Regions from separate parts of the Homo sapiens genome. Here region 2 is linked to region 1. Evidence: read pairs that join two places in POLR2A ChIA-PET (ENCODE). Cell type or tissue: PC-3. All regions are shown on one strand. Links, peaks and the distances in the headings refer to the core of each region. The heading gives the core; the rest is flanking DNA.

Region 1 (8,222 bases), core at 1,952-6,951:
ACACTAGCCACAAAGGGCTTATCATTTTACCGGCTCTGGTTATGTGACTGTAAATTTCTTTGGCTTTTAGCCTCATAATAGTGATGTTTAATACACCTTTTTTATTGATTGTCATCCCATGATGACACAAATTTACCCATTTCTATTTTTTTTCTGTAGCTTCATCAAGCACTATAGGTGTCACTTTAGCACTTTCGAGAGTAGCTTCAGATATAAATCAACGAATTTCTTCTCCCCTTTCCTGGATATACCGTATTGTTGATTCATCGATGTTGAACGCAAGGTCAACAGCACTATAACACACACCCAAACGAAGCTTATCTAACACACATATTTTCTCCTCCTTACGACACATTAAGCCTTCTTGTGCTTAGGGACAGTAGGCTACAGCCCTATACTTAGAAGCCATTTTAAACCAAAAATCACAAACAAAAAGCACAAAAAATCGTTAAAGAACAGCACTAAATGGACCACAGAAAGGGCACTTCTTAAGGTAAACAGTTGAAACAAGAAGGTGAAGCATCACCTTGTTTGACCTCGCTGGGAATGTGCATCAGTGGGGGTGACTCAAAGTTTTTGCTGCTCCGTACATAGTCACAACTGACATTGAATGACCATTAAAGCACCCGGAGTATTGATTGTGGGGTTACAAATAAATTTTAGTGAGCATGCAAATTCACAAATATGCAACTTGAGAATGAGGATCAAATGTGTATATATATATGTATTTGTATGGTTGTGTACATATATATGGCATAGTTTATTGTATTTATATGTTTTCATATCTTGAAAATATAATTGGCCAAGAAACAGAATTAATAATTTTTCTATGAAAATCTTTTATTTACTTTTAAATGAAGAAAGAAAACTGACTCCTAATAACAACAAAAATAATAAATGCATTAAAATTCCTCTGATGGAAATTCTTAATGTTTAATAACTATTAATTTTCCTTAATTACATATTTAATTGGTTAATTCTAAACAAAATTATAAATAATTTATTTGAAAATAATTTAAAATATTTTAAAGATATCTGGAAAAATATGTAAGAAAGAGCCAAGCCATAGTTTCAAAAGAGGAGAATTGAGGCAGAATGTCCTGGTAAATGTGAAAACAAATTTTAATCTAAAGAAGAGTAATAGAGAAAATGGAGCATAATACGTAAACCAGGAACATGCCTGTTATATATAAGCACTTACTAAGTAATGAAGAGACATCACACCTTAGCAATAGAAAAGAAAGTCAGTCAATACATAATGTTAGGTTAATTGGGATTTTTATTAATTAATATGTATGTGTGTGTGTTTTCACATAATTTTACAGTTTCATCTCACATTCTGCTTCAATATTAATTGCCAATATTCTCATAAGTAAATGTTTCATTTAGAAAAAGTGACTTAAACCCTCTGCATGTTGGATCCTTCATTTGTGAAATGAGGTGGTGAATCTATCATTCTGTAATGTGATTGAAAACCTTACACTCAATTGTGTCCTGGAGCAGGCTCACAGGCTCATGAAAGCTAACTGTGCACCTCTCTTCCTAATTCCAATATTAGTGACAGCTAGTTGATAGCTTAACACTGGTCATTGTGGAAGTATTTACACCAGTGAAATTGGCAAATGCTACAAATCAGTCTTCTTCCCCTTGAGAAAATCAGTGTTTAAATACCAACACACCACTGCTTGTAACTTTCTAGATGATATCTGACTTACAAAATGTTTGTCAATTCAACATAATTTCTAATAAGTAAGAATTTCAAATAGTGAGAAGAAAAACTTTGTGGAAAATATGAATCTGTGAATTTTTATCTGCTATAAATAGAAAGTTAGAGATTGAGAATAGTATGTAAAGATATTTGGAATATAAAATGCCAGGTGTTGCCAGCTCAGGCATATGAATGATTCATGGCAGCGACACTCATCTCTGACTACACATTAGAATCATTGGAGCTACCTGCTGTCTGTTCCTCACTGAGGGTTATGATTTCACTGTGTGGAAATGAGGCCCAGACATCAGTGTTGTTTAACATTTCTGAAGTAATTCTACAGTACAGTCAGACTGTCTTAAGGTAGTGTAAACCAAAAATAAAGTGTTACTGCCTACCCCTCAACCATCTTAACAGACTGGACCCCTCCTCTCAGCTAAGGGCATTCCAAAGTTAACCTGAAAAATTAGTTCAGGCTGTGATGGGAAGGGGGAGCTGGACATACCTCATTATACCCTCTTCTCTTTTGGAACTGCTGACAGAACACTCTTTAAGTCTGATAATAAACACTTACAATCTATTCTCTCTGAATCCTGCTACCGGGAGGCTTCATCTGTATGACAAAACCTTGGTCTCCATAATCCCTTATGGTAACCTAGACATTCCTTTCTATAGATAATAACTCTTTCAATCAATTGCCAATCAGAAAATTTTTGAATCTGCCTGTGACTTGGAAACCCTGGCTTCCAGTTGTCCTGCCTTTCTGGACCAAACCAATGTACATCTTACATGTATTGATTGTTGCCATATGTCTCCCTAATATGTAGAAAACCAAGTTGCGACCCAACCACCTTGGGCACATGTTCTCAGGATCTCCTGAGGGCTATGTCATGGTCCATTAATCAGGCTTTGTCTCAGAATAAATATCTTCAAATATTTTACAGTGTTTGACTCTTTTTGTCAACAGTAGGCATGTTCTCTAACTATATAGTTAGGGGGCTTCACCTTTCAAGTTTCCATTTGTGCTGAGATATGTTTGAGTATGATATTTTGTTTAGTTTTAAAAGTTGCACTTAAAAAATTTGTCATTATACCTCTGAACTTTACAAATGGACAAGGAAGAATGGTATATGGTGAAGCTTAGTGCTTTCTTTAGCTATAAAAAAATCCATTTATTAGACTAGCAAATTAAACTATGAATAGAGAGTCCATGCTTCTAAGGCTGGTTGACAATAGTTTCCAAGTTAGTAGAGAGGAAAATTGGAAATGGGAAAAAATTCCTCAGCAATCCAATTGAAAACAAGAAAGGAGAAAAGTGAAAGATGTGTAGAAATAGCAACATTTTCAAAAATACTAAGATGGGAGAAAAAATCGAAAATATACCATCAATTACTATTACTATAAATGAATAAAACATGATAGTTAAAAGATAAGTAAGTCAGCTGGGTGTGGTGGCTCACATCTGTAATCCCAGCACTTTGGGAAGCTAAGGCGTGTGGATCGCCTAAGGTCAGGAGTTCGAAACCAGCCTGGCCAATATGGTGAAACCCCGTCCCTACTAAAAATACAAAAATTAGCCAGGCATGGGGGCACATGCCTGTAATCCCAGCTCCTCCAGAGGCCGAGGCAAAAGAATCACTTGAATCCCAGAGGCAGAGATTGCAGTGAGCTGAGATTACGCCCTTGCACTCCAACCTGGGCAAAAGAGCAAGACTCCTTCTCAAAAAAAAAAAAAAAGATAAGTAATTAATACTGAGTTAAAGAATATTCCAGTTGTATGTTACTGATGAGAGGTACATCAGAAATATAAGAGAAAGTTTTAGTCCTTCATTTGTTCTTTCATGTATTCAACAAATACATTTTTACTGAGCGCCTTTTTGTGTGTGTACTGGCCAATATTCTTCATTCCAGCAGTACCCTGCCTTCTTGGAGCTTCTGTTCTTAGAAAGTGGGGGTGGAGTCAAGGGGATCAACAGATAATAAACAGAATAATCATGATCTATAGAATATGAGTAGAGATTAGTGCTATTAGTTCTACAGACTTCTAAAGCAGAAGTCTATAGAAAAATTGTAGAGAGTGCAACGTTAAATTTTAAAATTTAATTTTATTAAATTTTAATTAAATAAATCATTTAAATTTAAATGATCAGGGAAGCATGACTGAGAAGATAAAATTTGAGTAAAGACTGAAAGCGAGAAGGGCCCAGCAGCATGGATAGTCCAAGCCAGAGCACTGCAGATAGAGGAACTGCCCTGCCTGGGAGCCCACCCAGATGTTCAAGAACTAACAAGGAAGGCTGAGTGAGCAAAGGAGGAGTAGAGATGAGGGCAGGAAGGCCATGGACAGATTGGGAAGAGCTTTTAGAGCCTTTGTAAAGACTTCAGCTTATATTCCAAGTAAAAGTATAAGCTATGGAAGTGTTTTGAGCGGCAGATGGGCCTGGCTTATAGTTTCAAATTCTCCAACAGCACTGTTGAGAATAGAGTGAAGAGAGACTGACCATTTAGGAGACTGTGGCATTACTCTATGTGAGAGAGGATGATGACTTATACCAAGAGGTACTGGAAGGGAGAGCCTACAGGATTTTCTGACAATTTTATGAGAGCAACCATGAATCAGAGATGACTCTAGTATTTTGGCCTGAGTAAGTGGAAGAATGAAGTCACTATTAACTGAGATGAGAAAGTTTTCAGGAGCTGCAGGTAAGAGTGGGTGAATGTGGGATTTTGAGGTTACTTCACTGGTGACATTGACAAAAACAGTTTGAAAGGAGAGATAAAGATTAAGGAAGCATGTAGCAAATTTGAAGAACCTAGGCGGGGAGGAATTAGAGTGAATTTATCCAACACAGTTTTGCTGTTTAAAAAATAGTTTTACTATAAAGGAAAGAAAAATAATGAGGTGATAGTGTGAGAGCAAAGAATTGTCAAGACATTTTATTCATGATATATGTAAAAGAATATTTGTTTACTGATGAGAAAAACCTCAGGTAGGGAAATATTTTTGTTGGAAACAAAATTCTTGGTTATTATAGGCAGATGTGCTACAAAGCTAATGAAGTTTAAGTTTCAGGGACCCTCAGTTTCACAGGCTACTCCCAAGGCCATAAAAGGTACCCGAGCAATAGGTTGACATTGTCGTATGTTCTCTTGCAAAATTTTCAAATGCAAGGAAATTTTAAACACAAATTTTTAATGGCTGATGTGAAACCTCAGTTCTTGTCTTCTTAATTTAAAAGAATTTAAACAAGAGACACACAGCAAAAGAAGTGCAAGATAGAGTAATTTATTAAAAAGGAAAAAAAATATTTTTAAAGTAAGTGCAGAATAGACAGTATACACTGTGTACTCAGAGAGAGGTAATGCAGGGCAAGCTGCTCATAAAGGTGAGACTGCAAAGACAGGCATGAGGAAGACAGCCTTTCTTTTTTTTTTTTTTTTTTTTTTTGAGACCGAGTGTCACTCTGTCACCAGGCTGGAGTGCAGTGGCACAATCTCAGCTCACTGCAACCTCTGCCTCCAGGCTTCAAGCAATTCTTCTGCCTCAGCCTCCCTAGTAGCTGGGACTACAGGTACATGCCACCGCGCCCAGCTAATTTTTGTATTTTTAGTAGACACGTGGTTTCACCATATTGACCAGGCTGGTCTTGAACTCCTGACCTTGTGATCCTCCCACCTCAGCCTCCTAAAGTGCTGGGATTACAGGTGTAAGCCACTATGCCTGGCCAGGAGACAACCTTTACAGGAGTCTTACACGATCATCCATAAGGAGGTGGAAAGAGGTATTATAGTAAGCATGTTCTGAGTGGTCTCCTGGGTACACATGTGCAGTAGCTGTACATGCTTGTTCATATATCACATGTTCATTAGCATTTTAAATCTTCACCCAGGGATTTTTTTTACCATTAAAAAGAGAAAAGGGTCACTTTGAGGACAGGTAAAATCAAAGTGCATATGGCTTGAATGAGCTCAATTACAATGCGAATGCTTAGGCCTACTGTGTTGGCTGTATGGTCACCATGGTTGCTACATCCTGAGAACACGGCTACTTCCTTGACCACCTATCCTGCCTCAAAATGATTAGGACTAGTATTTCTTCCCACTTCAGCATCCCGTCTAGTCATGTTAGGTGGTGTCAGAGTGGTCACCGACATTTTGGCAGATTAGTCTAGGGGTAGATATAATTAGGGAATACATTTGATTTGAGTTTAGCAAGATATGTTTTCGTAGTTGACAGTCACTGCTGCCTGATTCCATGTACAATGTCTTCCAGCAATCCTATCTCTTACCACAGTGCTGACTCACCTGGCATCCTGGCAGGATCAGAGGCCACATCTCAATATGAAAGTGACCTGCCATGCCCAGTACCTGAATTATGTTAGTAATGGATGAGGAAAAAGTTTACAATGTGTGGAATCAGAAACTAGTCTTTGGGAAATTCTTCAAATTATCAAATATTAAAAATTGGAGGTAGAGAATTTGCTTTTCATTGATAACTAGTCACAACACAAGTATTCTGTCTGGGATATACATGACAATACAGTCTGTAAAATTATGATTGTACCAATAAAATCATTTTTTATATATTCCTCTATTAAGGCAAGCTAAGTTATTTCTGACATTAAAGAAGCCAAATTGCTTTAATATTTTTAATCTTATAAAAATGAATAATTAAGAAAGTATACACTTTCTACTGGAATTAATGAATAGACTCAGCTTACTTGATATTCAAATTTATAAGAAGAAATAAATCATATGAACACATTGAAAACATTTGTTTCTTGATAGTTTACCACAAAATAAAGACATTGATAAAGAAATATGCAAGTTATAATATAATGATGTCATAAAAAATTGGATACTATTGTCCACTAAAAGAATACAGGTATTTAAAAGTTGTCACTCACAAGAGTAAGATTTTATAACTCATATGTGAAAAAAACTAATATTGCCCCAATTTGACAACAGTCTTTAAAAATACACATGACATTACCAATATTGAAGTTGAAATAAAATTCTCTAAAATTTTAACAATAAATTCAAAATCAATAATACTAAAAGAATGACTGGATTACCATTCTATTCCACTCTAATCTATTTAAATTATTCTAAAATTTATTCTTGGCATATGCAAAGGCAACCAACAAGTATGCAACAAAATATAGAAGAAAAAAAGCATTATAGAAACATACTAGGCTATTAATAAAAATATATTTTTGTTAATTTAAAGATTCTTATAGAATTTTCCAATTTTTTTTATATTTCAAGCATGTGGAGATTTATCTTAAATAAATATTCACATTTGTACCTAATTTTATATGTATAATTTTGTACTCTTTCCTAAAGAAGGCCTCCAAAATTTATAAGCTCAGGCCCCACAAAACCTGAATGTACTGTTTGCAAGTTGACTTTGAGAGGTTAAAAGTGACAAAGTTTAGACTACAAGAAGAGGAGTTTGTTCTCTGAAATTGGAGAGAGGGTAGAGTACACAGGAAAATATACAGGGAAGAGAGTAGAAGAGGTAGTGGGGTCTCCTAGAAGTTTTTCGATTGCTTGTGTTTTGTTAGTGAAATGGGAGACAAGGTGGTTAGCAGAGAATGAAGATAAGAAAGGTGTTAGAAGTTTGAGGAGTGAGGAAATGACGGGAAATCATTGCCAGAGTGGGAGAGTAAATGAGATAGGGAAATGTTTGATTCCTGAGCAGCATTAAGAGCCTACTTGAGGGTGGTGGTGGTGAGTTTAAGTGAGACCACTCAGCCTGCTCCTGTGATTTCCCTCTGTGTGGGAGGATGCACAGATTAGGAAGAGTGGCTTTATCTGTGTGATTTCATCAAAATGTGAGAGAGGACAGACAGTTGAAGACATATATCAGAGACTAATTAGAACACTTCGTAAGAAAGTTCATTTGGGTAAGATGGGGAATAAGAACACAAGAAATGGAGGAACAATCCAAAGTATCGATGGATTATAGGTCCTTGTGAGGCATAAGCAATGTTGAAGTTAAGTTATCAAAAATATAGTAGGTGAGGTATGGAAAGCTGGATGTGTCATAGAGAGAGTAGAGATGTTACCATTATTAGTAATAACATAGTCTAATATATGCCCTCTAGTGGTAAAGGTAGAATGGAGGGGAATGGAGGTGAGATCAAGACAATGGCCAGTATCCTAGAGTCAGTCATTAACTGGATATAGAAATCTAAAAGAATTATGACAGGAGTAATATTGTATAAAGTGGCAGTCAGCTAGGAAATCATATAGTGAAAGAGTGGGTACAACATAATGTTCTATTGATGACGGCAAATTACTTGGGATAATTTTGAAACTTTTTGGTTTCGTCTATTCCTCTAGACATTACCATAATGACCAGATCCACACAGGATTTGTAACTAGGGCTCAAGTCACATAACTCTCACTTCCTGTCCTCAAGAGAACCTACTTGGGAGCCCACAAATGTGCACCCTGAAAGTTCAAGATAGTTAACACTGGTGTGGCTTCCCTTGACCAATGAGGATGG
Region 2 (8,222 bases), core at 1,752-6,751, 390 kb before region 1:
CTTACGTAGAAGACATTGTTTTCAACCTTCTACATAGCCAAATGATAGATCCTAAATATACTATTTGTGTTTTTATTATAACTTATTTGCAGAATAGTAAGGTCAAATTGATATCTATTAAACTTTCTGACAAATGTACGTTAATCCAGGTTTATGTAGCAAACACCTGAGTATACACAAAGAGTCATGTTTTTACTCTGTTTCCAGCTCAGGCCTTCATTTTCTGAGGACCTTATTGTTTTAAACTTACCAACACATTCTGGACAAAGACTGTAGGACCAGCTCTGATAAACCCAAACCCTCTCTTATGAAAATCAATCCTCCCATTTCCAAAAACAATATGAGAAAGTGGTTCTTGCCTCAAAGCAAGATGGAGGAAGTCCCAGATAATTTGGATTATCTGTATTTGGTAAATTTAAGTGTTTTAGGATCATGTAGTTCTGCCATAAGTGAACGTCACAGAATAACCAAATGAAAAGTATCTGCATCTGACCATGAAACTTCATAGAATTACTTACTTATCTCAATTATTTACACCCAATGAAGCTTTTCTGTCAGTTTTTGGCACCTTGTCTTTGACCCAATCTTAGTCTGTCTCTCATTAGATCATTAGAATGCTCACTTGGTTTCTATCACTATCTGACACTTCCAAACTATAATTCCCAGCTGTCTAGTTGTCTACCTCAGTCACGACACCAATTTAAATTTTACTTTGCTGCTCTCTCTGGGGGTCTCCCCTAAGATAATTCATTAGCGAATGCATTTTGGTACTTGTTTATGTTTTTTTCCAGTTAGTTTGATGTGGCTGGCAAAGATATTGTCTGTGGTGGCAATGTAGATGATTTGGAAAGCTGTTACAGCATTTATTTTGAACAGCAAAGCAATACTTCATTGGCAGAGGATTCTAATAAAACTCTCAATGTGCGTTATGTGAGATCCTGGAAACCTATTTCTGATTTCCACATATTAGGCTAATATTTTTATTTTCATTTAGTTTGATTTTTTCTTTTGTTATGGAACATTACAGAGTATTATTTTTTGCAATTTTTAAGTGAAAAATTGGAGTCCCTGCACAAATTTTCCTTAAACAGAACCAGGTAATATGTAGAGATAAGTGATGCTTGTCTCCATGTTAATGCAATAAGAGCAGTTGTGTTCAACCCTTCAATTGTCAGTTCTTAGCTAATGGAGATGACTGCAATTTAGAGAAAATTAAATTATTTTCTAATAAAAAGAATAGATTTGAAGAAATTTCATTTTAAGTATTTATCTACAGTGGGCTAAATGTGGAGTAAAGGCTTTTAGAATCATTGTCTTTCAAAATTGGAAGATAACTCAGTAATAAAACAGTCTAAGCCCTACTTTTTTGATGTACAAATTCTGTCTTCCATAAACTCTAATTTTGTCCTGAGTCCCTCCAGTGGAGGGAGACTTGTAAAATATAAACTTTCCATAGAATATTATTCATGTATACAGGCATCTTCTTCCAATACATGTCTCATCTACACTGAAAGTTTGTTGTTTAGTGTGCCACCTTCATCAATAATCTTAACTAGATCTTCTAAATAACTTGCTGTAGCTTCTCCATCATAACTTGCTGCTTCATCTTGCACTTTTATTTTATGGATAGAGCTTCTTTTCTTAAACCTCATGAACCAACCTCTGCTGGCTTCAAATTTTTCTTCTGCAGCTTTCTTACCTCTCAGCCTTCATAGAATTGAAGAGTTGGGGCCTTGCTTTGGATTAGGCTTTGGCTTAAGGGTGTGTTGTGGCTGGTTGGATCTTCTATCCAGACCACTAAAACTTTCTCCATATAAGCAATATGATGATTTTGCTTTCTTATCACTCGTGTATTCACTGGAGCAGCACTTTTCATTTCCTTAAACTTTTCCTTTGCATTCACAACTTGGCCAAGAGTTTGGTGCAAGAGGCTTAGCTGTCAGCCTATCTCTGCCTTTGACACACCTTCCTCACTAAGCTTCATCCTTTCTAGCTTTTTTTGTGGGGGATGGAGTCTCACTCTGTCATCCAGGCTGGAGTGCAGTGGCACGATCTCTGCTTATGGCAACCTCCGCCTCCTGGGTTCAAGAAATTATCCTGCCTCAGCCTCCCTAGTAGCTGGGATTACAGGTGCATGCCACCACACCTGGAAAGCTAGAGACAGGAAACTCTTCTTTTCATTCCAAAAATTAGAGACCATTGTAGGATTTTCACTGGTCTAATTTTAATATTGTTGCATTTCGGGGAAGAGGGTGACTCTATGAGAGGGAGAGAGATGGGGGCATGACTGGTCAGTGGAGCAGTCAGAACACACACAGTATTTATTTGTTAAGTTTGGCATCTTATATGTGTGCATTTTTGGCACCCCAAAACAATTACAATAGTAACATTGAAGATCACTGGTCACAGATCACCATAACAGATATAATAATAATAAAAATTTGAAATATTACTGGAATGACCAAAATGTGACATGGAGACACAAAATGAGCACATGCTGTTGGAAAAATGATACCCATTGACTTGCCTGATGCAGGGTTGCCACAAACCTCCAATTTGTGAAAAATGCAATATATGCAGAAAGCAATAAAGTGAAATGCAATAAAACAAGGTATGCCTATCCTCACTGCCAAAGCAGTGGTTCTCAAACTTCACCTGGCTTAGAAGCAGCTGAACAGCTTGTTAAAATACACTGAGCCCCGGTGTCTCTGATTCAGTATTTCTCAGGTGGGGATGATAATTTGAATTTCTTACAATTGTCCAGGTGATGTTGATCCTGCTGAACCTGGACCACACTTTGAGAATCATTTCTCAAGATGTAACTTTCATATCTATTCTCTCACCTAACTTTATTTCAGTATTTTGCTTCTAGGGTCCCTAGCTGGCTAAATCTAGCACCTACATCAGGCAGTTCTATGACGTATCTCTTGTACTCTGAATAACCACTTTTTGTTTTTGCTTTTAAATTTTATCCACACTATTATGCCACTCTCTAGATCTCGGTTATTCATATCTCCAACTTGAGTATGCTTTACTGGAATTGCTGAATTATGTGGCAAAGTCATAAAGTAGTATTCATTCAACAACTATTGTTTGGGCTCATAGCCCCTACCAGACATTGTTCTAGACAATGGGGATATGCAGTAAGAAAGATAGGCAAGGTATCTACTCTTCTGGATTTTATAAATTAAGGATGGTAGGGAGGTAGGAAATGAGCGTGTAAATAAACAAGATAATTTTAAATACAGGGTGTGATAAAACAGGATGATGTGAATTGGGGAGACAAGGTGGTGGGTATTTTACAAGGAAATATGGAATGGCCCTATTAGAAGGTAATATTTTAATGTAATGTCTGATTTATAGGAATAAAACTCCTCATTTGGAATACAAAAATAATGTGAATGAATCCTAGTAGAACTCTTCTATTGAAAACATCTCTATTCTAAACTCTCCAAATTCCTCCATCTTTTAATCTTGACACTTTCCTACATACCCTTTCCAAAAGTCCTTCTGTTCTGTTATACTTTATTGGGAAGAAGCTCTTTCAGATAAACACTCTTATAGGAAGTTTTTGTGTACCTTTTTGCTCTATATCTTCACTTAACTCTTCTGCTTTTCCATCTATTACAGTGGGGGAATAAGCAACATTTTTTCCCATAGCTCAGCTGGCCACTTGTGGCACTGATTTTCTTTCCTTCCTTTTAAAAATATTGTATACCATCAAGTTTCCCTCTTTCATTTTTCCTTTTCATTTTCTCTCCTTCAAACTTAATCTTCTTTTCTATCTCCTTTTTAATCTTTCTATCTCTATTGATCTATCCATATGTATATATATGCCCATCTCCACATTTATCCATCTACCTACATATCCATTCATCCATCTCTTCATCCTGCTTTACTGCTATTTTATCATTTTTCCCCTTTCCTAAAACATTTTCAAAATGGAGGAATGGAAATAATAAATTTGGAGAAATAATAAAACATCACTGCTTAAAATCCTACCTCTATCACAAACTAGCTACAGGAATTTAGCTATGATAATTTGCAGATAAAACTTCCTAAAATCCAGAACTGATTATAACTCTGCTCTGTTAAAATATTTAACTAGCATCTCATTATTTATAATAAATGCCCAGTGTACTTAATTTCACCCTGTACTATTTCCAACCTTAGTTTCTATTTTCCAATTATCGAACATTGCTAGATCAAGCAGCTGTCAATCTTAATTTTTTGTGTTTCTGTATCTTAAATTATATTCAGTGATTCTTAATCCAAAGAATGCCTTGCCCATAAAATTCTAAAAGTCCAGATTGTATCCACAGTTTGTTAAAAGCACAACATTGACTCCTCCCCAAATTTCAATTCATTTTTTTCATTTTTCTTCCATTATTATTTGAAATTTCACTTGAATCTTGTAGCTAGAAATAATGTATCTGCATTTTGAATACCTGTAGTATTAATTTTGTACCTTTTTTGATGATCATTTTCTAACTCACACATATTTACGTAGTTATAAAGAACATGGCTGTGCTTTGGTCAAGGATAGGCCAAGGTAGATGTTTACATCCTGTGTGACTCAGCAAGTTTAGAGTGCAGGTGTATGACTCCATTTGTTATCATAGCCATCTAGACATAACATAGAGAAGCTCACCACCATAGCCATAACATAGGGAAGGCCATCACTTGACTCTAAGCCACTATTGTCTATGAAAGCTCTAATTGCCCTGTTGACACTGTGTAGGCTGCTGGCACCCAGAGAAAGAGAGAGAAAGCCAGAGATGTCCATCTTTGCAGACAGACAATGGAGAGCCAGGACAAGCTCGGCTTGCTCGTGCTCAGAGAGAAAAAGAGTTAAGCTGCTGGCCCTGAAGGCAAGGGAGAGCCAACTGCACAGCTGTGTGTGGAGGCCACCAGACTAAGCAGCCGAGACAGGGCAGACAGTGTGAGAGAAAGCTGTTGATGAGAGCTGCTGCTGAATAAAATCATCTTTCACCTGCCTGTGTCCCTCGAGTGTTCATTCTGCTCATTCACTCACTCCCTCTGGACCTCAGCTTGACCTTTGGTGTGGCCGTGAACTTGACAGTAGTCATTGTAGTTGCCCAATAGTATGTAAGTTTCTAGGGAAAAAAATACTATCAAATTCATTATAGTTTCCAAAATAGTATAATGGCTAGTATATTCAGAGTCAGTGGCTTTCAAGAGTACTGCCTGGAGTAGTATCATTAGCACAGTCTGCATACTTGTTAGAAATTCACAGAATCAGAAGCTCTGGGGTGGGGGGCCTAACAATTTGTGGTTGAACAAGCCCTCCTGGTACTTCTGATGCCAGCTAGAATTTGCGAACAACTCTGTAAACATTCAGCAAATTCTCATTAAATGGTTGAGTGAATAAACAAATGATAAATTTAATTGATTTTTAAATAAAACATGACAGTTACTGTAATTATTTTTGCTAAGAAAACAATATGGTTGTGATTTGGACACTAAATTATGAAATATCTTTGAATTCGGGTAGGACAAATCTGATATCCTTTACTTCCTAGCAATGCTTTCCAGAATGCTGCTTTTCTCAAGCCCTCCTTCTTAGTTTGCATATTACTGAAAGTGTGAATGGTATGTTTGTATATGTTTGCAAGTAGGTCACTGATTTTAATTCACTGGCAGGATACAGAAGCTCCATAAGGGTCATTTAAATTGCTTTCAATGAAATAGTGTTGTGCAGTACTTTTTTTTTTTTTTTTTTTTTTTGAGACAGGGTCTCACTCTGTCACCTAGACTGGAGTGCAGTCTGGTGACACCACAACCTCTGCCTCCCAGGCTCAAGCAATTCTCCTGCCTCAGCCTCCTGAGTAGCTGGGATTACAGGTACACGCCACTACCACCTGCCTAATTTTTGTATTTTTAGTAGAGACATGGTTTCACCACATTGGCCAGGCTGGTCTTGAACTCCTGACGTCAAATGATCCAGCCACCTTGGCCTCCCAAAGTGCTGGGATTACAGGCATGAGCCACCGCTCCAGCCTGCAGTACTTCTTTAGTGGCATGAGCATATGGCTTATGTGAGGATCTTGTTAAAGTGCAGATTTTGTTCATTTTACCTCGGGTAATACCTGAGTTTCTGCATTTCTAAAAGGTCTCAAGTGATGCCATTGCTGCTGTTCTGAGGGAGCATCTTATGAGGAGAGGGTTACAGCATAATGTGGTTTCAAATCAACCAGGCCAATTCAAATCACTGTGTAGCTGGAAAGGTGGGCAGACTATCTCTTGTGAGCTTCGGTTTATCTGTGAATCATAAATAATATATAAAAATCTGGTAAGATGCCTGACATATAATAAGTACTTAATTAAAGATAGCTATTATAATTCAAATAAAAATTAATGTCAAATATTAAAAGGAGTGTCAAAAAAATTATGGCTTTCTGTAAAGCAGCGGTGTCTACAGTCTGGAATGCAACTGGTTAACCCTATTCCTGATGTACTCGCTTGGAATGTGAGGACAATAAAATTGAGTTCTGCTGTCAACAGTTTTATAGCTTCTGTAATTTCAGCTTGAGTGTCTGCCATTGACCTGCAGCAGCTGAAATCACAGGTGCAACTTCTTGAAAATTGAACCCTTCTTCTGGCACTATCCTGATTATCAGTTATTCTTGACAGAAACAAGCTGCAAACCATTGAAATAACACATTTTGATTTCTTTATTGAATACTTAAGGGTATTTTTTCATACTGGTCTCTATCTTGTCAGCATGAATGTTAGTAACTGATATTTAAATAAGAAATTTATTGTTAAGTGATTTCTCATTAACATCACATATTAGCTGAAAGTTTTGTGCATCTATTATGTACTATTAGCATTATGCAAATAACTGGCATTTGGAAAACTAGTTATTTAAATTGTATAGCTTATAGGACAGCCTTTGTTTTCAGTTTACAAAATCAAACGCAATAAATTCAGTAGGCTATTTTATTGTTAACTGAAGGAGAGTTACCACTCACAGAGATTAATTTCTGAGTGAATGTCAAATTAGATCATTTCCTAAGGAACTCTTTGGAACTTATTTTGGGAATTATGGACATTTAACTGTAATAGCTAGATGCACAATTTAAACTATAATGATTCATCTGAAAAATATGTGCTTAAAATGCAAAGGAGAATAGATTTACCCCCCAAAATTATTATAATAAATTTTAGGAAAGATATACAATATATCTTTGTATATTGATATGTACAAATGTAATATGTAACAGTTATTACATTTTATTCCTTTATGAAAATTGAAGAACAGAAAAACAAATGCAATTTTCTGGATTTGGGGTGGCAGTGGCGTTTGGAACATAAAGGATAAATAAAAATTTAAAAATAATTTTAAGTGTAATACCCATAGTTAAAGATCTAATTATCATAGAATGCCTTTATTGCTTTGAATATTCCATAGGCTTTTATTATGATATTTTGAATTTGTTTATTTATTAAAATCTATTGGTAATTAATTACTAGTGCTAGGTTTAATTAACACAAGTTTTTATAAGTATTTGGTTGAAGTTATGTAATAATTCTATAAGTAGTCAGAACCCACCATATCTAGACTCAGTAATAAGGGCTACCTTATCACCTGGTGATAAATTGATTGATTATCACCTTCAGATATTAAGTGAGCAGATAATGGTTTTCTGATAAGAGGACATTTGATGTCATTTTAAAAAAATAAGGCAGATTTTAATCTTTGCTTTAAGTTACTGAAATGAAAAAAAGTAAAATCAAACAAGATGGGGATTTTTTTTTTTTCATTTTTGATGGCCTCACTCAACTTTAAGAACATCAGACTTGAGTATTAAAATGGAAATTCAAATTTTTTTCTTTTGTCATTGCCTTAAATTCTTTGGTCATCTCCTTAATTTTATGTCATTCATGTGTAGGATTTTTCATATCTTAGTCTTCACATATTTCTAATATGTTTTAAAATTAATTATTTAAGCTTTTCAGAAAGGGAATATCTTTTAAAAGACATTGGCAATCACATTTTAAAAGCCCATTGTGATTTCCCTAAGATGAACTTTATTTTCATACATCGATTGATTTCTCCCTATAAAAAGTCTTATTCAAAATTATTTTCTTAGGCTGGACACATTGGCTCACACCTGTAATCTCAGCACTTTGGGAGGCAAAGGTAGGTGGATTGCCTGAGGCCAGCCTGGACAACACAGGGAGACTGTCTCTAAAAA

The links. Peaks named below come from ENCODE experiments on the same cell type or tissue, not always from the same donor. Only the 100,000 strongest peaks of a DNase experiment are listed, where the experiment ranks them.
Region 2: POLR2A ChIA-PET joins it to region 1 with 5 read pairs; 1 of 35 experiments calls an interaction of 5 or more read pairs at or near these places.

The regions. Positions count from the first base shown.
Region 1 is chr3:87,307,592-87,315,813 of GRCh38, reverse strand. No RefSeq gene overlaps it. Among named protein-coding and RNA genes, the nearest start is that of POU1F1, 35 kb to the right of the region's middle. In PC-3, for the core only: no CTCF peak of the experiment used is centred there; DNase peaks (open chromatin) are centred at 4,303 and 6,023; H3K27ac peaks cover 3,477 bases.
Region 2 is chr3:87,693,173-87,701,394 of GRCh38, reverse strand. No RefSeq gene overlaps it. Among named protein-coding and RNA genes, the nearest start is that of HTR1F, 95 kb to the left of the region's middle. In PC-3, for the core only: no CTCF peak of the experiment used is centred there; a DNase peak (open chromatin) is centred at 4,594.